Regions from separate parts of the Homo sapiens genome. Here region 1 is linked to region 2. The links are chromatin loops, found by intact Hi-C in ENCODE. Cell type or tissue: left lung. All regions are shown on one strand. Each heading gives the region's core, and the rest is flanking DNA. Links, peaks and the distances in the headings are about the cores only. Region 1 overlaps GRIK4 (glutamate ionotropic receptor kainate type subunit 4). Region 2 overlaps GRIK4 (glutamate ionotropic receptor kainate type subunit 4).

Region 1 (15,270 bases), core at 3,826-11,825, 270 kb after region 2:
AAGCCCCTGTGCCCCCTACTTGCCCTAATTTCAAAATCCCCAGCCCCACCACTTGTCTCTATCCTGGGCTCTGGGTGTGTGCACTCAATTCCACATAGATATCCCTCAGTCACTTCAAAGCCAACCAGTCTAAAATGGAACTGAATCCGTCACCTTCTTCTGCAATCTGGTCCTCCCATCTCCAGTGTCTTGGTAATTGACTCCAAACTGCCCCGAATGAAGAATCTGAGCCTCACGTAAACACCTGCCTTCCACCCACCACCCACCACCCACATCCACCAGCCCCTAGGTGTCCTGCGATTCTACCTCCTTTGTGCTTCTGGGCCCACACTCCCCTCTGTACCCCGGTGCCTGGCTCTTTTGGCAGGATCACTGCCAGGCTCAGCAGGTGCCTTCGTGCCTCCAGCCTGTGTCAGGGCCACCATCCTCCACATTACAGCCAGAGTGATTATTTTTATTTTTGAAAATAAATCTGGTCAAGCTATTTCTGTTTAAAATTTTTCAGTGGCTTTCAGTTGCTTTCCGAATAAAGTTAAAATGTTTTTGTTTTTGTTTTTGTTTTGAGACACAGTCTTGCTCTGTCACCCAGGCTGGAGTGCAGTGGGGCAATCTTGGCTCATTGCAACCTCTGCCTCCTGGATTCAAGCAATTCTCTGCCTTAGCCTCCCAAGTAGCTGGGATTACAGGCACGCACTACCACACCCGGGTAAGTTTTGCATTTTTTGTAGAGACAGGGTTTCACCATGTTGGCCAGGCTGGTCTCGAACTCCTAGCCTCAAGTGATCCACTCACCTTGGCCTCCCAAAGTGCTGGGATTACAGGTGTGAGCCACCACACCCAGCCAAGTTAAAACTTTTGAACGTACACATAAGACCCTCCATAATCCAGCTCTGCAGATGCCCCAATGACCCAACCCTGGTGTAACATCCTTGGGCCAGACAGCAGCAGTGAGGCAGCAGGGGCAATGGGAGAGCCAGCACCCCTGAATCAGACTGCCTGTGCCCATATCTCTAGGCTCAGCTATTAAAAGGGGCGCTAGCAGTACCTGTATGCAGGGTTGTTATAAGGACTAAGCTAGATAATACAAGGAAAGCCCTCAGAACTCTGCCCAATGCTTAGTGAGTGTGCAGTATATTATCATTCTGTAGATATTATTAACCCTTACCTTATTCTCTGCCATCTCTCACTCTAGAAGTCCCCTCTGACCCAGCTGTGACATGTGCTTTTCCCTCTGCTAGGAGGCTCTTGTCCTTTCCTTTGCCAGACTAATTCCTCCTTGTTTATTGAAATGCAGTTCCAACTGCAGTGCAGGTTACTCCTCCTCCAGGAAGCCTTCCATGCTGCCACATCTGATTTTACCGTTTTCTTCCATGTCTCTGCGCCCCCCTACATTGGCCTCCACCTTGGCACATCACACCGCATTGCATCATCTGTTTACTTCTCTGTCTCCACCACTAAGTACTGAACTCAGGAATGTGTCCCCTTAGTGCTGAACACAGGGCCTGGTGAATAGACGGATGAATGAGTGAATGAAGCCAGCAGCCCTACCGGGCTCATCCCCTAAGTCTCCAGGCACTGCCCTTCCCACTCCCTTCCAAGGAGAAGCCCAAAGCATCTAAAACCCCAAAAGAAAGGGGACAAAGACAGGCCGACTGTCTTTGTCCCGAGTCTCCAGATACTTCAGAAAACTCTGGTTGAGGGATGAATCACAGGAATCCACTTGGGAGGGACTAGTAACTGCAAGAAGGCCAAGGCCAGTGCCAGAAAGCAGAAGATGCTAATTATGAAGCCAGCGAAATGAAACCAAGGTTTGCGGGGTAGGGGAAAGAGTCCACACTAGAGCAAGAAAAACAAGGCAAAGCGAGCAAACTATTTAAGCAGCCAGCCGGCTCAGAGGGAGGAGGACAGATTAAATCAAACCTCTGACAGGCAATCAATGGACATTCAATTAACAGTTACAATATTATTAATTTACACAAAACGTCTAAACAATACCCTCTCCCCCTCTGAGAGGACTTTGATTCAATGCCTCTAAGCTGTTGGGACATTCCCTGACAATACCACAGGGCCACCCGACTCCTGGGTCCACACCCAGGGCGGACCCCCGGGCACAAGGGCAGCCGGATCAAAGGAAGCTGGGGGCGGGGTAGGGCCCACAGGGCTGCAGAGAGCTTAGCATGGAGCTGGGGGATGGATGTTCAAAGCAGCGAGTCCAGGTCACTTTGGGGGCTAGGGAGGAGCAACCAAGGACTCAGGAGGTCAAATCGGGACCATGCAATCACCCTTGTGCCAGCAGCCCAGGGCCTGAGTGGCCACAGGTACCCGGCTCCAGCTGTGGCTGTCTTGCTCCGTGTTCAATCGTGCACCTGCCAGGTGCGCTCCTGAATGGAGACCTTCCACCTGCCCCACATCCAGAGGTGGAAGCAGGGGGAGGGTCTCCATTTGGGAGTAAAGGGGAGAAGAAGGGTTGCCATCTGCTGCTCCACAGGGACATCCAAAGGTCACTGGTATGACATCCTTGGGCCACAACCATGAGGTTGCAAGGTGCTAAGAGAAACAGGCAGGCTGGGCACGGTGGCTCACACCTGTAATCCCAGCACCTTAGGAGACCAAGGCGGGTGGATCATCTGAGGTCAGGAGTCCGAGACCAGCCTGGCCAACATGGTGAAAACCCGTCTCTACTAAAAATACAAAAATTAGCTGGGCATGGTGACATGCACCTGTAGTACCAGCTACTCGGGAGGCTGAGGCAAGAGAATTGCTTGAACCTGGGAGGCAGAGGTTCCAGTGAGCCGAGACTGCGCCACTGCACTCCAGCCTGAGCAACAGAGCAAGACTCAGTCTCAAAAAAAAAAAGAAAAAGAAAAAAGAAACAGGCAGAGTTCAGCTGTAACCATGACCTTGGGCAGACCCCTCACTGCACCAGTCTCAGTTTCCTGATCCAGTAATATGGGATGATCCTGGCACCCACCCCAAGGCTGGTGTAAGCACTGGAGAGCACATGTACAGAGCATTGGAAACTCCTGGTGTCTAAATGATTATTTGGGCAGCGCTATGGAGCAGGTGCCTGTGGCAGGGGCAGACGACATGAAAGGAGGATGTGGGGAAGGAAAATGTCATTTCTCCTTCCATAAACAAACATGCATGAACCAGGCACAACAAGCTCTGAGTTTCACTCTTGATCTTTCTGGCCTTGATGGATGAATTATGAAAGAGGTTGTAGGGTAGCATTTACACATAAGAATCGCAAATCCACCCACATTTTCTAAGCCCTCCAAAAGTCTAGTCTTAAGCAAAGCACTCTCTCAAGGAAAGCAAGAGAGCTGTCTCCAAATATCTAAAGGGCTGTCACACCCTTCTGCTTAGACAGCTCCATCCTTCCGCTCCTGAGCCTATGATGGGAACCAGGAAGGACTCATCACCCCCACTCTGCAGAGAGGAAACTAAGTCCAAAGAAGTAAAATGACTTGATCAAAGTCACACCGTAGCAGATCTCCTTTTTGTGAACCGGCATTTTCTCCAGCCGATGATGCTCCAGAGACATCAGTAGGACACAGGTGCCGTCCACTGTAGGGAAGCGGGGTCTAACAATCAGAGTTCTCCTCATCCCAAAATGCCATCCAGCTCTGAATGAATCCCCTCCACACCCCAGGGCCATCTCTGTCTTCCTACATCACGGAACCTGTAGCAGGCCCCTTGGTTTTTCAGAGACTTAGAACCTTCTTAGGCCTCTGAACCCCATTCTCAGCCCTGCGTGGCAGAACCCAGTCCGCCCTGTAACGCGGTTGTCGAAGACAGAGGCTTCCGTCTGGAACCCAGGTTTGGGACTTTGCAGGAAATGGCTTCCCAAATTAAGGATTTTAAGCACAGATGACTGAAATAGATATTTGAAAGCTATTCACCCAGCCAACAGCCACCTCCTCAGCCTGGAGAAGCTGCCTCTGTTGGCAAATGTGCTTTCTGACAAATTTTACTGTGCAGACTAACGACTCACCAAACTGGACCAGAGTGCAGAGCTGCCCCCAGGATAAGTCCCCCTACCCCCACCCACACCCCAGCAAGGACCCATCTTCTAGAGCCTGCAATAGCTTGGGCTCCTGTCACTCTTCTCCATGAAATATCCTTCCCCTGGAGCCTCTCCCCACAGGCCATCGACCGATTCATTTGCTCACCATTATTTTTTAAACTCAAATTTTATTAGCAGTGGAGCATGAGTAATAAATACTAATACACTGTTTGCACTTGAATTAGCCCTACATGTCCTGGGACCACAGGGCTATTTGTCAAAGGCAGACGTTTCTCCACACCCGCACCTTGTGGTTGGCACACAGGCATTTCCAAGGTCAGGGACTCTCAGGCATTAAGCAAGAACATGGGGCCTCATAGGACTCACACTTGGGGCACCCTTACTCCTAAGCAGGCCACTGAGCCACCAGGAAGGAAGGGCAAGTGGAGCTGTAATGCTAGAAAAAGGAGAACGGGATCCTAGCTCTACTGCTTACCAGCTGTGTGACTCGGGGCATGCCAGTTTAACCACTCTGAACTTCTGTCTCCTCATCTATAAAACAGGTCAACAGCAGCTGCCTCCCAGGGTTGCTGGAGAGATTAAATGAGATGCTGGATGTGAAAGCACCTTTGTTGGAGAGATTAAATGAGATGCTGGATGTGAAAGCACCTAAAAGCAAGTGTACTTGCACACAGCGGGGATGGTGGTTGAGGTGGGAAAGGCAGGTTGCGAGAGAGGCTACTCCCTATCAGGAGTCAAGGGATACATTGAAATCATCTCCACCTTGTTTCACAGAAGGATAAGTGACAGACAGCACTTTTCCCACTTCCCCCACCACTCCCGACAGGGAACTTACATGTGTGACTATCCAAGGACATCTAAGAGACACTATTAGGCTGCATCTCTGTGCAGATGTCAGGAACCCAGCGCTGTGCAAAACAGATGTGGTCACTGGTGCCCAGGCTGGGCTCTAGGCTCGTCCCTGTAGTAACTGCTAGGGGCTCAGACTAAGGTGGAGGAGGTCACAGCCAAGGGCAATCCCTCTAATGTCGATGGGCACAGCGGCTGGGCTTGCTCCTCTCTTTGGTGCTCGATCGCTTTGCTTCTTTCAACAAATATTTGGCAAGATCCTCCTGTAAGCCAGACACTGTGTTAAAGTGTGGCACAGAAGTGGATGTGGTGACTTGATGCCTGGCCTCCCACAGCTCAGTGCTACAATGTAAGTTGTAGGTTACAATGCAAGGTGGGAGTGCTCCAAAGGGAACGAGGGTTGGGGCTGCAAGAGCACATGAGGGTCGGGGTGGGGGGTTATGCAGGCTCAGGGAGGCGTCAGGAAAGGGCTTCCTGGAAGAGGAATGGATAAGGAGTAGTGAAGCAAGAGAAGGAGAGGAGGTGGAAGGAGGAGTTGCAGGCAGAGTGAACAGCATGTGCAAAGGTCCTGAGGCAGGGAGCCAAAGCTACCCTGGGAAACTAAAGTGCTGTAGATGGGCACATGCTCAATAGATGGTGATGTGGTTTGGCTGTGCCCCCACCCAAATCTCATCTTGAATTGCAACTCCCACAGTTCCCATGTGTCGTGGGAGGAAACTGGTGGGAGGTCATTGAATCATGGAGGCAGGTCTTTCCCGTGTTGTTCTCATGCTAGCATCTCATGAGAGATCTCATGGGTCTCACAAGATCTGATGGTTTTATGAGGGGCAGTTTCCCTGCACAAGCTCTCTCTTTGCCTGCTGCCATTCATGTAAGATGTGACTTGCTCCTCTTTGCCTTCCGCCATGATTGTGAGGCCTCCCCAGCCACGTGGAACTGTAACTTCATTAACCCCTTTTTCCTGTATAAGTTACCCAGTCTCTGATATGTCTTTATCAGCAGCATGAAAACAGACTAATACAGATGGGTTCCCTAAGACAGGCTCAGAGGAAAGAAGGGTCCCCCATAGTCCCTGCCCTCAGCCAGCCTCCAGTCAAACAGGGGTGACAGGACCAACATATTTCAGACAGACTTAATATAAAAAAATTATAGGGTCGGGCTTGGTGGCTCATGCCTGTAATCCCAGCACTTTGGGAGGCCAAGGCGGGCAGATCATGAGGTCAGGAGATCAAGACCATCCTGGCTAACACTGTGAAACCCCATCTCTATTAAGAATACAAAAAATTAGCCGGGCGTGGTGGCGGGCACCTGTAGTCCCAGCACTTTGGGAGGTTGAGGCAGGCAGACTGCTTGAGCTCAGCAGTTCAAGAACAGCCTAGGCAACATGGTGAAACCACGTCTGCACAAAAAATACAAAAATAAAAAATAAAAAATAGCTGAGCATTGTGGCCCATGCCTGTGGTCCCAGCTACTCAAAAGGCTGAGGTGGGAGGACCGGCTGAGCCCGGGAGATCGAGGCTGCAGTGAGCCCAAATCCCGTCACTGGGCAATAGAGTGAGACCCTGTCTCAAAAAAATAAAATAAAATAAAAGGACTTGTTTGTTGATGAGCTCACTCTATTCACAACGCATGTGTCCCTGCTGAGGGCCAGGATAAAGCAGCTGAAGGGGTTAACCAGAGCAGGCCTCCCAGAGGAGGTGAGGCTGGTTCCGCTGGTAAAGAAGCCTCTTCCTCCACCCGTGAGTGGGACCACCAGGCCCTCTTTTTCCCCACCTGATTGGAAACCTTGGACAACAATGAGGCTGTATCTGCTCTGCCAGCTGCATATAAATGCAAGCACAATGCCACCTCTCTCTCACCAGACAAGGCCACACGCCAGGGGTGGCTTAGTGTGAGCGAGGCTGTCTGGCTCAGCCACATCACAAAGGTAACAAAAGCACCTGAATGCCCGTCTTCCTCCCAGCCCCCAGCCCGCCCCTGGAGGATGCAGGTGCGAGTGTCTGGGGCGCAGTTAGGCCTCTGGGAGGAGATAAATCCCCAGCACGGGCTCCAGGAAGGCAGGAGGGAACTTGCAGCGGCTCCCTGCTCCCCTCCTCTGCTGGGATAAGCATTGCCATGCTCCCTCTCTCACCGGCAGGGGTCTGCCCTGAGGGGTTTTAACTGAGTGAAACACCATCTGCTCCGGGGTCCCCACCCAGCAGACCCTGCAGACAGATGCTGTCCAGCTCCCGCCCCTGCTTCCTCCCACTCTGGAAGCATCTCCACCCTGGGGCCGCAGGGAGCTGAGGCTGCTCTCCACATTCCATGAAAGCTGAGGCCTGGCAGGACCCCAGCAGGGGCAGAGCCACAAAGATGACGCAGCTCCAGAAGCCAAAGCCCCGGCAAGCCGAGGCGGGATCAGGGCAACCCCACCTGCCTTTGCATCCTCCAGGTTCCCCAGGACTGGGTGCTGGCTCTGGTCAGACCCTCTGCCACGGGCTGGCTGTGTGACTTTGGGCAACTTCTGCAACCTCACTGAGTTTCCCCACTTGTAAAATGTGAGTTGTTGAGGTTTAAATGAGAAAATGTTTCTTCTGCCTAAAGTGTTCAACCACTATTTCTATTAACATCATTCCAGGTTTCCTCTTGGACACTGTCAAGTGACCGCCCTTTAGCCATTTATAACCTGACTGTGATAAGCACTTTAAAAACGAACTTTTTTTTTCTTTTTTTTGAGATGGTGTTTCACTCTTGCTGCACAGGCTGGAGTGCAATGGTGCAATCTTGGCTCACTGCAACCTCTGGCTCACTGCAACCTCCGCCTTCCAGGTTCAAGTGATTCTCCTGCCTCAGCCTCCCAAATAGCTTGGATTACAGGCATGTGCCACCACACCTGGTTAATTTTGTATTTTTAGGGGAGATGGGGTTTCACCATGTTGGTCAGGCCGGTCTTGAACGCCTGACCTCAAGTGATCCACCAACCTCATCCTCCCAAAATGCTAGGATTACAGGCATGAGCCACTGTGCCCGGCCTAAAAACAAACTTTTTGAATTGATGTATACTGTTTACACAGAAAAGTGCACATGGCTGGGCACAGCGGCTCACACCTGTAATCCCAGGGCTTTGAGAGGCCGAGGTGGGAGGATCGCTTGAGCCCAGAAGTTCAAGCCGGGGCAACATAGAGAAACACTGTCTCTAGAAAGAAAAAATATAAAAAATTAGTGGGGCATGGTGGTACATGCCTGTAGACTCAGCTACTGGGGTGAGAGGGCGGGTGCCAGGGTGGGAGAATCACCCTGAGCCCGGGAGATGGAGATCATGCCACCGCACTCCAGCCTGGGCGACAGAGTGAGACCTGCCTCAAAGGAAAAAAAGAAAGAGAAGTGCACATAAGTGTGCAGCTCAAGGAATGTCCACAGAACTAGCTCTCAGATCACGAAATAGAGCATTATCAGTATTCTAGAGGCCCTTTCTCAGGCCCCCTGCCAAGGCTAACTGCTATCCCAGCTTCTATTACCATAGATTACTTCGCCTGTTTTTGAACTTTATATAAATAAAATCACACAGTACGTACTGAAAACACCTTCAGACTTAAGAAGCCCTTTCACAGGTGGTATCTTATTTGCTCTTCCCCAACCCTGTGAGATTAGGTTTTTCATTGTCCCCATTTTATTGCTGAGCAAACAGAGGCTTCAGATACATGAACAAACTTGTCCAACGCCGCACAGTGAGTAGAGAGAGGGACTCTAACTCCAGCTGTCCAAGCCCTCCCGTCACCCCCCACCACACCAGGCTACTTCCCACACGTCAAACCAGCCTCTCCCTGTGCCCCAGTTAAGGCCGCTCCTCCCCAGAGCCCTACTTCCTCCAGGAAGCTTCCTTGGATTGCTCAGAGGAGAACCATCAGCTTGTCCCACTCTGCCCCCATCCCCAGCCTAGACACGGGGACGTAGCACGCGGCTAACCTTGGTGTGGGTCTGATGAGTGTGTGTTGACTGCCTGCTATGGTTTCTGTAACACCCCTGCTGGTCTCTTCTCCATGTGCCTCTCAGAGTCACAACACCCAGAGGACAGGGCTGCTTCTACAGCTCTTTCCACGCCCTGCCCAGTATGAATGGGGCTGGCTGGCAGCTGGGGTTGGAATGGGCACTGCATTAGGTCAGGTGGGGAGCAGGGCACATGCTCCCCTGGTTTGATGGGAGGCTCCTGGTGAGTCCGTCTAATGAAAGGTATGATACCAAAGGCACTAGCGGCCAGGGGACCCCATTTCAAACCTCGATTCTGCAAGTCACATGATCTCAGGCAAGTTCCTTCCCTCTCTGAACCTCAATGCCCTCACTTGTGAAATGAGACGGCTAGACTCAATCTGACTTGACAAAGCCATGGTACCCTGTGGCCATGTCAGATATCACCCCTTCCCAGGGCCCCTTCCCAGCGCCCCTTCCCAGGGAGTCCAGTGCCCCTTCCCAGGGAGCCCACAGTTGGCCTCAGACTTCTTTGGACCCAGCACTGCAGGCATCATGGATCCACTGAGAAGGGTAAGAAGGGGAAGCCTGTCCAGCAGCCTTGACCAGGGAGGTCCAGAGTCACTGGGCATTCATGGTGCAGCCCCTGATGGGCTCCAGAAGCCAAGAAGACGGAAGGTGGACTAGGACCTCAGCTCACCCTGCAGACCGCAGGGACCTCTGTCATCCCCACACAAAGGCGACCTCTTCCTGGGGCTCTCTGCCACCACAGTACCCAATCCTGACCTGCCCAGTGCCCTGCCACGTAACTAGCTCCGCGTGATGATAAATGCCCCCAGGATGCAGGCAGCCCCTAGCTCACACTGGGTATGTCTGAAGGAGCACCCCAGGTCCAATCCATGTTCCCAGAGCCTCCTCCTGACTCATGGCAGCTGCAGTGCCCACAGCCTGATCCAGAAGTTAGCGCTGTCAGCCCAAACGCCACCTTTGCTCTTACCAGTCACCCCAGTACAGTCCCCCTTGACCCATTGATGCCAGGCTCATCTGGGTTCGAGGAGGGGGTAAAGTGCCTGGAGCCAAGGTCCAGGTAGGCCTGGTGTTACTCTTTGTACTGGTTCAGCTCCATCGCCGGCTACACTAACCTGAGAAACCAGTCCTGTCATCCACCAGGGGAAATGTGTTTTAAGATCACACAATTGACTTTTCAATCCCATACATCTGCGAGTCGAAGGCGGCCCATCCAAGCTTTCCAGAGTCAAGGCTCATTGCTAGTCTAGGGCTCCAGAGTCCAGGGCCTCTGCAGACAAGCGGCTCACCAAAGCAGCCGTTCACCCACTAAACGCATACTGAGCACCCAGTGCTGTTCTGGTTGTTGGGGAAAGAATGCAGAAACGGCCAGACGCGGTGGCTCACGCCGCTAATCCCAGCACTTTGGGAGGTCAAGGCTGGTGGATCATGAGGTCAGGAGATCGAGACCATCCTGGCTAACATGATGAAACCCTGTCTCTATTAAAATACAAAAAATTAGCCAGGCATGGTGGTGTGCGCCTGTAGTCCCAGCTACTCGGGAGGCTGAGGCAGGGGAATCACTTGAACCTGGGAGGCGGAGGTTGCAGTGAGCCGAGATCGTGCCACTGCACTCCAGCCTGGTGACAGAGCAAGGCTCCGTCTCAGGAAAAAAAAAAAAAAAAGAATGCAGAAGCAAACAGTCCCTGTGCAATGGAACCCGTGCCTTGTGGGGAGACAGATGATGATCTCTGATGACCTCCCCAAAGCATCCAAGGGTGGCCTGACCTTGCTCTACCAGCCCCACCCTGATCATCTCCCAGCTGGGCTGCTCAGGTTCTTCCCCTGCTGGGAGCTGGAAGTTCCTTAGAAAGGCACTGGCCACACGGAGAAGCAGTGGCTAAAGAGACGAAGGCAGACCCGGGCAACACCGAACCACAAAGCCCAGGTTCAGCTGTGTGACCCTGTGTCGGTGTCTCAGGTTCTCTGGACATCTGTGTTTTCCCTTGTCCAATGGGACTAATAAGACCTGCCGTGGAGGGCTGGTGTGAGGACCTGCAGTAACGCAGGATGGCAACTGGAGAAGCAGCGAGAGAAGTAGCAGCATTATTGGCCCAGGAATACAGGACAAAAGTCGGCTCCTCCTCCACCCCTAAAGCCCAGGGTCAAGCTCTTGACATACCCCCTCCCACTTCCCTCCCCAAAGGAGCTGAGGGCAAGAGAGAGCCCAGCAGCCGCCACCCCACAGCTCCGTGCAGGAGAAATGCACTTTCTCAGCTGACTTCCGCTACTCAGACAGCCCGATTGCTTTGTTTACTGCCAATTTGCACCCCACCTGGCAGATCTCATGTTCCGGCCTATTTACTCTGGACTCTGGCAGGACCGTTACGTTTCAAAGGAGAGTCGGCTGATGCTATTTTAGCACAAATAAACTGGTGAGCTTCCTCCATCTAGTTGCCTACTCTGTGCTCTTAGATTTGGGTCAGCTGAAATTTTGGCCCCCTGATGGGGTGTCTGCATCCCCACCCAGCCTCCTAGGAGCAGTGGAGAAGCAACAGTTCTCCTAGTCCTCAGGCTCCTGTCCCCAGGACCCCACCACCAATCTGGCATCTGACAGATTCAGCAGGTGTCTGTGCACACATTTTGTAAGGGCCCAGCCTTGAGATGGGGCCAGCTGTGCTGCTCCGTGGCTGTGCCTGGCACATAGGAGGCACTCTGGAAACATGCTAAAGAACGGATGTGTGACAACCCTCAGCGCAGCCCTGTGGCCAAGGATCTATCTCCCTCATAAGGCAGGTCCCAGCCTTGGACATTTCTCTAGGCCCACAGGCTGTTGTCTTCCTGGCCAGGGGATTTCAGTTTGGGGAAGGGTCTTGGAAACTGAGGTAGAAGGAGACTGAAAGTTGGCTTTGCTTCTTGTTCATTAGGTAGCTTCACATTCAGAAGGCTGGAATGGGGTTCCAAGGAGGGTGCAGAACAAAGACCCATGGGAGCCAGGTGCAGTGGCTCACACCTGTAATCCCAGCACTTTGGGAGGCCAAGGCGGGCGGATCACCTGAGGTCAGGGGTTCGAGACCAGCCTGGCCAACATGGTGAAACCCTGTCTCTATAAAAATACAAAAATTAGCCGGGTGTGGTGGTACACACCTGTAGACCCAGCTACTCAGGAGGCTGAGGCAGGAGAATCGCTCGAACCCGGAAGGTGGAGGTTGCAGTGAGCTGAGGTCGCGCCACGGCACTCCAGCCTGGGCAACCGAGCGAGACTCCATCTCAAAAAAGAAAGAAAGAAAAAAAAGACCCATGGGAAATCAATTTGGCTCAGTCTAAGGTAAAACCTCCTGGTATGTTTAGAAGTCACTTGCATTGACTGAGCACATTCCCTACGCCGGGCAAGGCACTGGGTGCTTTCATGTGCTCCCTCGTTTCACAGCTGCCCAACTCAGCGATGGCCTGCCTTAGGATCACTCCAGAGCATGGCCCAGGCTGCCTAGTTCATATCCCGGCTCTATCACTTGGCTCATGTGTCATCTTGGGCAAGCTACATAACCTCTGTGGTTATGTATTTCCTCATGTGTAAAGTGGGACAACAGTACCTACTTCATAGGGTTGGCTGGAGAATCAACTTAATACATACAAAGCATCTAGAACAGTGCCTGGAAGGTGGTAAGTGCTCAATGATGTCAGCTTTCAGAAGAAGGGGAAAATGGAGAAAGAGGAAGAAGAGCAGAAGGCGGCAGCAGCCGAGGCAGGATAACCACCCGCGGGAGATAATAGAAGCTCAGGTAGGACGTCAAATGCAATGATCTCGAGTTACTTCAAGAATAAGATTCTAGGATTCATTTAACCTCCCTGGACTTCATTCAGTTTTCCCAGCAATACAACAGGCGTTCTCATTACCTGACAAGTGCTGCTTTCTTCCGTGTGATATTCTCTACCTTGGGAATAGCAGGTGTTCCCAGGGACCACTGCCTCTACCACCGCACAAACTGGAAGGCACAGGGTGGCAGATGCAGCCCTGGGCAAGGGGCAGGAGTCCTGGGAACTGATCCAACTTTCCAATCAAATAACTATGTGGCTTTCGGCTAGTTACTGAAATTCTGAGAGTCTGGGACAATAATTTTAACTGCCCTCCTGTCTCTCAGGTTTGTGGCCCTGTGAGCTCTTTGGGGGAGAGGACACAAATCACCAAGAACATAATAAGCCGTTGGGCATGTGACTACCATCAGAAAGTGGCATTGTGGGCCGGGCGTGGTGGCGCACACCTGTAATCCCAGCACTTTTGGAGGCCAAGATGAGGGATCACTTGAGCTCAGGAGTTTGAGTCCAGTCTGGATAACACAGTGAGACTCCATCTCCACAAAAAATCAAAATATTCGCCAGGCATGGTGGTGCACGCTTGTAGTCCCAAGCTATTGGGAGGATCAGTTGAACCCAGGAGGTTCAAGCTACAGTGAGCTGTAATCATGCCACTGCACTCTCGCCTGGGTGAGAGTGAAACTCTGTCTCAAAAAAACGAAAAACAAAACAAAACAAAACAAAAAAAGAAAATGGCATTGCAACTTCAGCATAAGGGCAGAGTTGTGCTGACCTCCCACCTGGAAATAACTCTACAGGGTCTTCTGCATATCCCGTGCCCCGCCCAAACCCACTTTTGTCTTCTTTAATTCTGAAGATGCCTCTGCTGCCTCCAAAAAGAGAGATGTTCCAGTTTCCATCCCATCATCAGCCATGCTAGGGACCTTGTTCTGTTGTCATCTTAGGAACTGAACTAGGCTAGGGGAGATGCTGTCAGGAGCAATAACGACCATGAGTCTAACAATGCTACCATCAGATTTCTTCCAAAGAGACTCCCTATTCTGCTGCTGTTGCTGAGAGTCCAAGACCCCAGTCAGATTCCACTCCTTCTAATCCTCGGCTATTAACCTGGGGCAGCCAGGCCAGCCAGCCAGCCAGGCCCTTGGAGGAGGTGGTGAGTGGACACAACCCTGGTTGGTCCAGTGGGGGCAGGACTGCTTTTAACCTCCTAAAGTCCTGTCTCACCTGAGCACTAATCAGTGCTCAGACTCGGCAGCTCAGGAGAGGGTCTCCTCAATGCTTTATGTCGCTGCCTTCTTCCTGCCTCCACACCGGGCCCTTCCCTGGATGGCCTCCATGGTGGAAAAGAATGGCACGTGATTCAGGAGGTGGCTCTCTAATCACTTCCCCAATACTGCCAGTGACCCTCTCACTCAGGGATCGAAGAAATCAGGCCAAGGGAAGGAGAGTTCCAAAACGCATAGAGGCGCCACCACTCATTCTCCGCGCCTGCTGATGGCTGGACGGGCTGGGACTGGGGCTTGAGGGTGCCGGTTCTGGAAATGAGCATTGGCCTCCTTGCCTAAGAGATGAGGAACAGAAATATAGAAGCAGTAGTGAGGTAGGCTGGGCGCAGTGGCTCATGCCTGTAATCCCAGCACTTTGGGGGGCTGAGGCGGGTGGATCACCTGAGGCCGGGAGTTTGAGACCAGCCTGGCCAACATGGTGAAACCCTGTCTCTACTGAAAACACAAAAATTAGCCAGGTGTGGTGGTGGGCACCTAGAATCCCAGCTACTCAGGAGGCTGAGGCAGTAGAATCGCTTGAACCCAGGAGGCGGAGGTTGCAATGAGCCAAGATCGCGCCTCTGCACTCCAGCCTGGGCAACAGAGTAAGACCCCGTCTCAAAAAAAAACAACAACAACAAAAAAAAAAACAAAAAAAAAAAAAACCAGTAGTGAGGTAGCCAGAGGTAGAATCTAGGAATTAGGGAGGGATTAGTGCATATTTCACATACACTTGTGCACCCACAAGCATGCATGCATGCACACAAAGGATTTCCCACTAGAGCTTGAAATCACACTGCCTGGGTACATATTTCAACTCTGCTTCTTACCAGCTATGGGACTTTGGGCTAATGAATCATCTACTCTGAATCTCAGCTTCCTCATCTGTAAAATGGGTATAATAAACTTAAGGTTATTATCATAGTGCATTTGGGCTGCTGTAACAAAATACCATAAACTGGGTAGCTGGTAAACAATAGAAGTTTGTTTCTCACAGTTCTGGAGGCGGGGAAGCCCGAGATCAAGGTGCTGGCAGATTCAGTGTCGGGTGAGGGCTTTTGGGTTCATAGATGGGCCTCCTCACTGTGTGCTCACACGGTGGGAGCGGTGAGGGGGCTTTGCGGGTTCTCTTTTTAAGGGCATAATCCCATTCGTGAGGGCTCTGCTCCATGACTTAATCACCTCCCAAATGCCCCACCTCCTAATACTATCACTTGGAGGTTAAGATTTCAACATGAATTCTGGGGGAACACCAACATTCAGTTCATAGCAGTTATTAGGAAGATTAAGATAATATATGGAAAGTACTTTGCATTGTACTTGGCACATAATAAGCATTGAATACTTATTAGCTATTATTAT
Region 2 (8,000 bases), core at 1-8,000:
TCTTTTTCTCTCCGCCACGTGAGGATAGAACAAGATGGCTATCTGCAAACCAGGGAAAGGGTCCTTAACAGGAAGCGAATTGCCTGACACCATGATCTTGGACTCCTAGCCTCCAGAACACTGTGAAACATTTCTGCTGGGTAAGCCACCCAGTCTGTGGTATTTTGCTATGGCAGCCTGGACACCAGTCTGCCATGTAACAGCATACAGTCAGCTCACAGAGCATCACTGCACACACCTTGAGACAGAGGGAAAATGAGTACGTGGGAAATAGGGAACGTGCGAATCTTGTATTAAGGGGAGGATGAGGTCCTCTCTTCACCCCATTCCTCTTTCCCTGCCCACAGCATCTAATGCAGAACTTTGTGCTCAAAGTTATTAGGCAGGTCATTGCCAACTCACTAACATCTAAAATCCTGTCCTCTCTACCTCCCAACCCCCGTGCGATTCAGGGACCACTTTTAATTAGGTTTTCGACAGTGATTCCTATCTGGCTGGAAACGGCCTCAACCAGTGGTTGGCTGGCATAAAACATATGAGGATCAGAATAACTAGGACGACAACAGGTACCCAGACTCTAGAGCTGTGGACATCAAAGACAAGGTGGAGGCTCAGGCACTCTTGGGACACCAGAGAAGCATGTGCTCAACAGGCAGTTACCAAACAGCATGCTTCTTCAGTAGTCCCAGGAGTGGAGACCAGATGAATGAAGGAGAGCAGCTTGCTCAAGACTTAATGTGCAGTGAACGCTCATAGCCTGCACTGCGTCCCCCAGGCCTGGCTGCCTGGCTGGGCTGGGACGCTCCGAGTCCCCAGCTGCTGCCTAATGAGGAATAATATGATACGGCACATCCTCCAGCCCTGGGGACTGCCCTGCAGAGAAGCCCCGAGCCACAGTGAGGCTGGGAGGTCTGGGGCCACAGCAAAGGCAGGGCTGAGATGGGGAGATGCGTTCAGAGACCCGGGGCTTCCCGCTCTTTCCATCCATGGGGCCTCAGTGCACACTGACTCTTCCAACCCAGGTGGATTCAAGATGCCTCCGGCATGCCCAGGAAGCCGGGATCCCTTGCATTTCCATTGAGCCTTTCTCCCCATGAGCCCCAAGAACTTCACCCTGTGCCCAGTTCTGAGTTCTATGGCTCATGCCAAGAAAAGGGGAGCCCCTTGATTGTGCCCTTCTCCGCCCCCCAAACTCCTCTCCATATTCTTGTCCCATGCTTGTGTCAATGCTAGAGGGGACTCCTCCCCCCTGCAGCGCCTTCCAGCTCACCCCAATCAGTGTGGCCGTGGCGACCCCGAGAGGGCATACAGCCACTGACCCGCTCAAGGTCCTCAGAACCTCCCCACTCTCTGAAGAGCTGTCCCTGTTGAGTCTCTGGCATGGCCTCAGGCCCCTTCTGTCCTGTCTGGCTTCCACGGTCATAGCATCCCCTCCACCCCCAACAAGGTGACAGAGCCTCCATGTACAGTCCTGGACTGGCCCATTAACTCTCCTCCATGCCTTTGCCAATGCTGTCCCTGTCCCTTGTTCTCCCTTTCCCTACCAGGGCTCTTCTCTCCCTCAGGCGCCTCTTCCAGGAAGCCCTCTCTGACCCCCTAGCCACAGTGCTCTCTTTCTCCTTGGATTTCCCGAGAAACTCCCACCACTCAAACAGACTATTCCTTGCACACTGCCTTGGAGGGGTATTTATCCTTCTATCTGTACCTGTGAGTTCCCTCAACTGCTTGTATAATCCACCCTCCATATCTGTGGGTTCTGCATCTGCAGATTCAAGCAACCGTGGATTGAAAATATTCAGGAAAAGGCCAGGCACGATGGCTCACGCCTGTAATCCCAGCACTTTGGGAGGCTGAGGCGGGCGGATCACGAGGTCAGGAGAGCGAGACCATCTTGGCTAACATGGTGAAACCCCGTCTCTACTAAAAATACAAAAAATATGCCAGGCGTTGTGGCGGGCACATGTAGTCCCAGCTACTCGGGAGGCTGAAGCAGGAGAATGGCGTGAACCTGGGAGGCAGAGCCTGCAGTGAGCTGAGATTGCGCCACTGCACTCCGGCCTTGGCAACAGAGCGAGACCCCGTCTTGGAAAAAAAAAAAAAAAATTCAGGAAAAAAAAACCAAAAAATAACAATACAATAATAAAAATAACACCAACAAAAATACAGTATAGCAACTATTTGCATAACACTTATACTGTATTAGGTAAAGAAGTAATCTAGAGATGATTTAAAGCATATGGGAGGATGTGCATAAGTTATATGCAAATACTACGCATTTTACACAAGGGACTCGAGTGTCCCCGATTTTAGTATCCGAGGGAGGTCCTGGAACCAATCCCCAGTGGATACTGAGAGATGGCTGTACTTAAAAAAACCCAGAGTAATCCCTCTTTCCTTTGAATCTTCCCAAACTCCCCATCCCAAATTAATTTTCCCTTCCTTTGAACTCCCACAGAAATTCCTCTGTACCCTTCATTAGACACAAGCCACTTTTTCATTATGCTGATTTGTCTATCTTTTCAGCTCCTTTGGGGTGAGGACCACACCTGATTCATCTCTGTAGCTGCACAATTCTGGACACACAGTAGGCCCTTAATGAATGGTTGTTGAGTGAATCAATAATTCAAGGCCGCTTGTCTTTTCATCCCCTACAGCCAGTAGTAGACGTGGCGCCTGGCAATGGTGCAGTCAGCATTAGGCGATGAGTGGACGGACAGCAGCCCCACGACACAGGGATCCGCAGGGTGGATGACCCGCCAGAGGCCTCCAGGGTCCCCCGGGGCTGGCTGCTCTCCTCCTGCTCCCTGGGTAAACTGGACTGGGGCTGGCTCTCCCTCCACACATTCTCAGCAGCCCAGAAGTGACCCCTCAGGTTGGAAAAGCAGCCTCCTTAATCCCTCAGTTCTTCCAGAGCCTCGCTGCTGAAGATTTCCATGCACTTCGGTAACTCTTACCCTTTTAAGGGGTAAAATAAAGAGGTTTTACTGGAGAGTCTTTATAGGCAGTATCTATAACACTGTCTGTGGCCGTTTGGCTCAGCCGGATAGAGCCCTGTGTTAACAAGAAAAAGTGACAGTTTGCACCTTGGGGAGTGCGTTAGCTCTGCTCCCCAGCTGACCCTGGCTGCTCACTCTCGGAGGCCCAGCTACAGCCCATCCCCATCACTCATCTGGCACCTCTGTCCTCTGTGTCCCACTCTTCAGCCCCTTGTCCTTGGTCACCCCTCTTGCTGGAGGAAATCACACCACTGTGCAGGCCGCTCCCGCCGCCAACTCATGCCTTCGTCCCCACCTGGGGCACCAGGCTGGGCCGCTACCAGCCTTGGAGCTTGCTCAGCCAGCTCCTCCCACACCACAGACCCTTAGCATCAGCTGGGGCTGCCATTACAAAGCACCACAGACTGAAAGGCTTAAACAACCAAAATTCCTTTTCTCACAATTCTGGAGGCTGGAAGTCTAAGATCAAGGTGTGGGCAGGACTGGTTTCCTCCAAGACCTCTCTCCTTGGTGTGCGGATGGCACCTTCTCCCTGCACCCGTACGTGGTCTTTCTTCCCTCTGTGCATGCCTGTGTGCTGAGCTCCTCTTCATGTAGACAGAAGTCCAACTGGATTCGGGACAAACCTAACAACCTCGTTTTAACTTTCTTACCTCAACACCAAATAGAGTCACATTCTGATGTCTTAGGGGGTGGGGCTTCAATATAGAAATTCTGGAGAGGAGACAACGTAGCCCCTAAAACCGCCGTTTACCTCTAACCATCACCTGACTCTAAATTCCTAACACCACCCTTACCCTCAAAACCATCACCCGACTCTCAGCCCCTAACACCACCCTTCCCCTCCAACCATCGCCTGGCTCTCAGCCCTAACACCTCCCCTCACCGCTAACCATCGCCTGGCTCTCAACCCTAACAACTTCCCTCACCTGTAACCATCACCCGGCTCTCAGCCCTAACAACTTCCCTCACCTGTAACCATCACCCGGCTCTCAGCCCTAACAACTTCCCTCACCTGTAACCATCACCCGGCTCTCAGCCCTAACACCCGCCCCTCACCTCTAACCACTGCCTTGCTCTCAGCCCTAACACTGCCCCTCACCTCTAACCATTGCCTGGCTCTCAGCCCTAACAACTCCTCTCACCTCTAACCATCACCCGGCTCTCAGCCCTAACACCACCCTTCCCCTCAAACCATCTACCTGCTCTCAGCCCCTAAACACCGCCTGGCTCTCTGCCCCTAATACCGCTCTTCTCCTCCAACCATCACCTGGCTCTCAGCCCTAACACTGCCCTTCCCCTCTAACCACCACCCAGCTCTCAGCCCCAACACCTCCCCTCACCTCTAAACATTGCCCAGCTCTCAGCCCCTAACACTACCCTTCCCCTCAAACCATCTACCTGCTCTCAGCCCCTAACACCACCCTTCACCTGTAACCACTGCCTTCACCTCAAACCGTCACCCTACTCTCAGCCCCTAACATCACCTTTCACCTGTAACCATTGCTGGGCTCCGACCCCTAACACCACCCTTCACCTCCAACCATCACCCTGCTCTCAGCCCCTGGCTCTCAGCTCACACACTGGTTAAACTGAGGCCACTCTCAGTGAGCTGGTTGACTTTGTGCCCCATACCTTCCCAACAAGCTCAGGTAACGAGGGCTCCAGACAACCCACAGCCTTCCTTCCTTTCCCCTGGGACTCTGCCTCACCAGGCCTCCTTCTTCTTCAGCCTCTCCCGAGGCCTGCTGGCTCCCCTGTGCTAACAGTCAAGGCCCGCCCCTCCTATGCAGACCCTCCCCTGACCACCCTGACCAGCTGTGCCCTCTGGCTCTCCCTTCTCTGTCACTTTCAATGCAAGCCAGGCTTCTCAAATGACTACTCAACATTTGCTGACTTCACCCCATGCCATGTTCTCCTCGACCCACTGCACTCTGCCTTCCGTCCCCACCACTCCACCCAAACTGCACCTGCCAAGTCAACATCAATATTCATTTTTGCAAAACTGGTGAACTTTTGATTCTTTGTCTAACTATATCACTAGCTGGCAATACGACTTACAACCTGCCAGGTGCTGTCCTAAGAAGAGCATATATGTTATCTCATTTAATCAACCTCCTTGGCTTCCATGAAACTACTCTCCTAGGGTTCTCCTCACACTGCTCTAACTGTTCCCTCCAGGTATGTTCTTCTGCCTCCCCTTTAAACAACGGTGCATCCAAGGTCTTTGCAGAGGCCTCTTCTTGTCATCCTCCCAGGAGCTTCCTGATTGATCTATTTCATAGCCGCCTCCATGGGTGTGCTTTACTTATATCCAACAGCCTGGTGACATCTCCATGAACGTATCTGCAGAGCATCTCAAATTTAGGAAGACCCAAAGTAAACCCACCTCTTCCCTCCTAGATTCTTCCTGTTAACATTCCTACGTTTAGTTAATAGCAGCACCAGCTACCCAGGCATCGTGCCTTCACCCAATTCCGCACCTTCCAATAACCAGTCTCCAATTGCTTTTGGTTGTACTTCCTCAAAATTTCTCAAACCAGTCCACTTCTTTCCAGTCTTAACACCACCACCCTACTTCGGTCCTTTCATCTCAACGACTTAACTGCAACCTCTTAACTCTTATCTGGTTTTCCTGCCTCCAGGCTGGCACAACCACCACCACCTGGCGCTCCTCAACCACACCCTCTCCTAGCTGCCAGAGTGTGCGCTTTGAAGTGTAAAGCCCTGCTTTAAAAGCTTCCATCCTCAAAATAAATGGAATTCCTCAGCACGGCACACAAGATCTGACTTGACTCTGTCAAACCTTATATTGTGCTTCCCTGCTCATCCCTCTCTACCTTCTAGAAGCAGTGAACTACTCATAGCACCCCTTACACACACACACACGCACACACACACACACACGGTGCTGCTGCATGCCTGCACACCTTTGCTCACTCTCCTCCTTCTGCACTCTCATCTTTGCTCACTGACTATCTCGGCTCAGACATCCCCTCCTTCAGGAAGCCTTCCCTGAACGCAGAGGCTGAGCAAGTGCACCACAATGTGTTTTCACAGAAACCCATGCATCCTATAATGTACGCCCATCATTCATCTAGTCTTCAACTTTCGAGGTTTAATTCTTCCCATCCCCAATGCAATGACCTCGCCTGACAGCAGGAGAACTTCAAGAATCTTTGAGCCAAACTTGTCTTGGCTTTTGAGGGATTCTATGCCAACTTCTATTCCTTCCTTCATAATTACTACTTTGACCCGTGCATTTGTGGAAAACTGATTTTAACAAAGGTACAGTGGGGAAAAAAAGTCTTTACACAAACTGTGCTGGAACATTTGGATATCCATATGTTAAAGAAATCCCAATCCTTACTCATGCCATATGCAAAAATTAACAAAAAAAATGGACCATAGACATAACGGTAAAACCTAAAACTATAAAACTACTAGAAGAAAATCTTTGAGTTAGGCAAAGATTTCTTAGATATGACATCAAAAGCACAACCCATAAAATTAAACAATTGGTAAAGTAGACGTCATCAAAACTTAGAATGTATGCTCTTCAAAAGATTGGAATGAAAGACAAGCCATAGGTGGGGAGAAAATATTACATGCAAAGCACATGCTGGATAAAGGACTTGTATCCAGAATATGTAAAGAACTTTCAAAGCTCAGTAATAGGAAAACCAACAATCTAATTTTTAAAGTGGGCAAAAGATTCGAATAGACATTTCACCAAAGAAGTTGTACAGGTGGCAAGTAAGCACGTGAAAATATGTCCAACATTATTAGTCACTGGGGAAATGCAAATTAAAACCATAATGATATATTACTACACATCTATTAGAATGGCTAAAATTAAAAAGCTTGACCATACCAATTGCTGACATGGATATGGAAGAACCAGAACTCTCATATGCCCCAACCTCTTCCCTCGCTCCCCTTCCTCTTCCATGTAATGCTAGACACTATGTAAGTGTCCCCCAATTTTACACCCTGGATTTAGTCCACAAGCCACTCTTCATTGTGCAATTTCTCCCTTAAGAAACATTAATTTTTGACTATCAGCCCTATGCAGATAACTCCAAAACCCCTATCTCCACCCCCAATTTCTCATCTACACATCAGACTCCTTTTTCTGGCTACTAGTAAGAAATGTCCAAATGTCCAAATTCTGTGTCCCAAATGTAACCCATTATCTTTTTATTGAATTGGGGGCTCTTTCTGGCTTCCCAGTTTCACTTCATAGCACCAGTTGGTCTCATGCAAATCCCTGGCAGAGCTGCCTTGCATTCTCCCTATCCCTACAGCCCCTCCATCTGCTCACCCACTAAAGACTGCTGAGGGATCTGCCTCCCACCCACTGCCCCCCTTCTGTTCCCACTGCCGCCACTCCTTGCTTTCTTTTGCAATATGTCTACCCTGTCTTCTGCCTCCAGTCTCTCTTGCACCAACCTAGCTACTCTCCACTGCAGATGCACCTGCCTGGCCCTCAGGCCCTCCACAGTCTGGCCCCAACATGTCTTTGCAGACTCACCTTCTACTGAATTCTATGACCACTTAGCTACATCTAGATTGTCCTTGCTGAACACTGAATACAGCATGCTGCTTTGCCCTGTTTTTTTGTTCAGGTGGTCTCTTCCTGGAACGTACTCAGCTGTTTTTTAAAACCCATGTCCAAATCCTACCTAATAACCCTCATTCTCATACCCCATTCCCACCGTGCCCCAGGTAAGCACTGAACTGCTCCACCCCACACTTTCACCCTCCTCAAATCCTCCAAAGCACTTATTGTGTGCACCATTCATTTAGTACTTAATCGTTTGCTTTCTAATTGACATGGGTAAGGCATTCACTCATTCAATCATTCCTTTCTTTATTAATTCACCAAATACCTATTAAACACCTATCTTAAGCAAGGCACTATGTATGCAGAGAAGGATAAGATGTATCTCTGCTTTCAAAGTGTCCAGAGAAGGACATGGTCATACAAGCAAATAGCCACAA

The links. A loop is a pair of places that touch in the nucleus more often than their neighbours do. Peaks named below come from ENCODE experiments on the same cell type or tissue, not always from the same donor. Only the 100,000 strongest peaks of a DNase experiment are listed, where the experiment ranks them.
Region 1: a loop joins it to region 2, with 2.5 times the contacts of the local background. A loop is called at or near these places in 71 of 110 quality-filtered maps.

What each region holds. Positions count from the first base shown.
Region 1 is chr11:120,519,169-120,534,438 of GRCh38, reverse strand. All of the region lies in intron 1 of GRIK4 (glutamate ionotropic receptor kainate type subunit 4), which reads right to left. Among named protein-coding and RNA genes, the nearest start is that of GRIK4, 15 kb to the right of the region's middle. RefSeq lists an enhancer at 2,191-2,727. In left lung, for the core only: no CTCF peak of the experiment used is centred there; a DNase peak (open chromatin) is centred at 7,218; H3K27me3 peaks cover 5,495 bases.
Region 2 is chr11:120,790,139-120,798,138 of GRCh38, reverse strand. All of the region lies in intron 3 of GRIK4 (glutamate ionotropic receptor kainate type subunit 4), which reads right to left. Among named protein-coding and RNA genes, the nearest start is that of TBCEL, 230 kb to the left of the region's middle. RefSeq lists enhancers at 438-937, 938-1,439, 5,390-5,927. In left lung, for the core only: no CTCF peak of the experiment used is centred there; no DNase peak of the experiment used is centred there; H3K27me3 peaks cover 315 bases.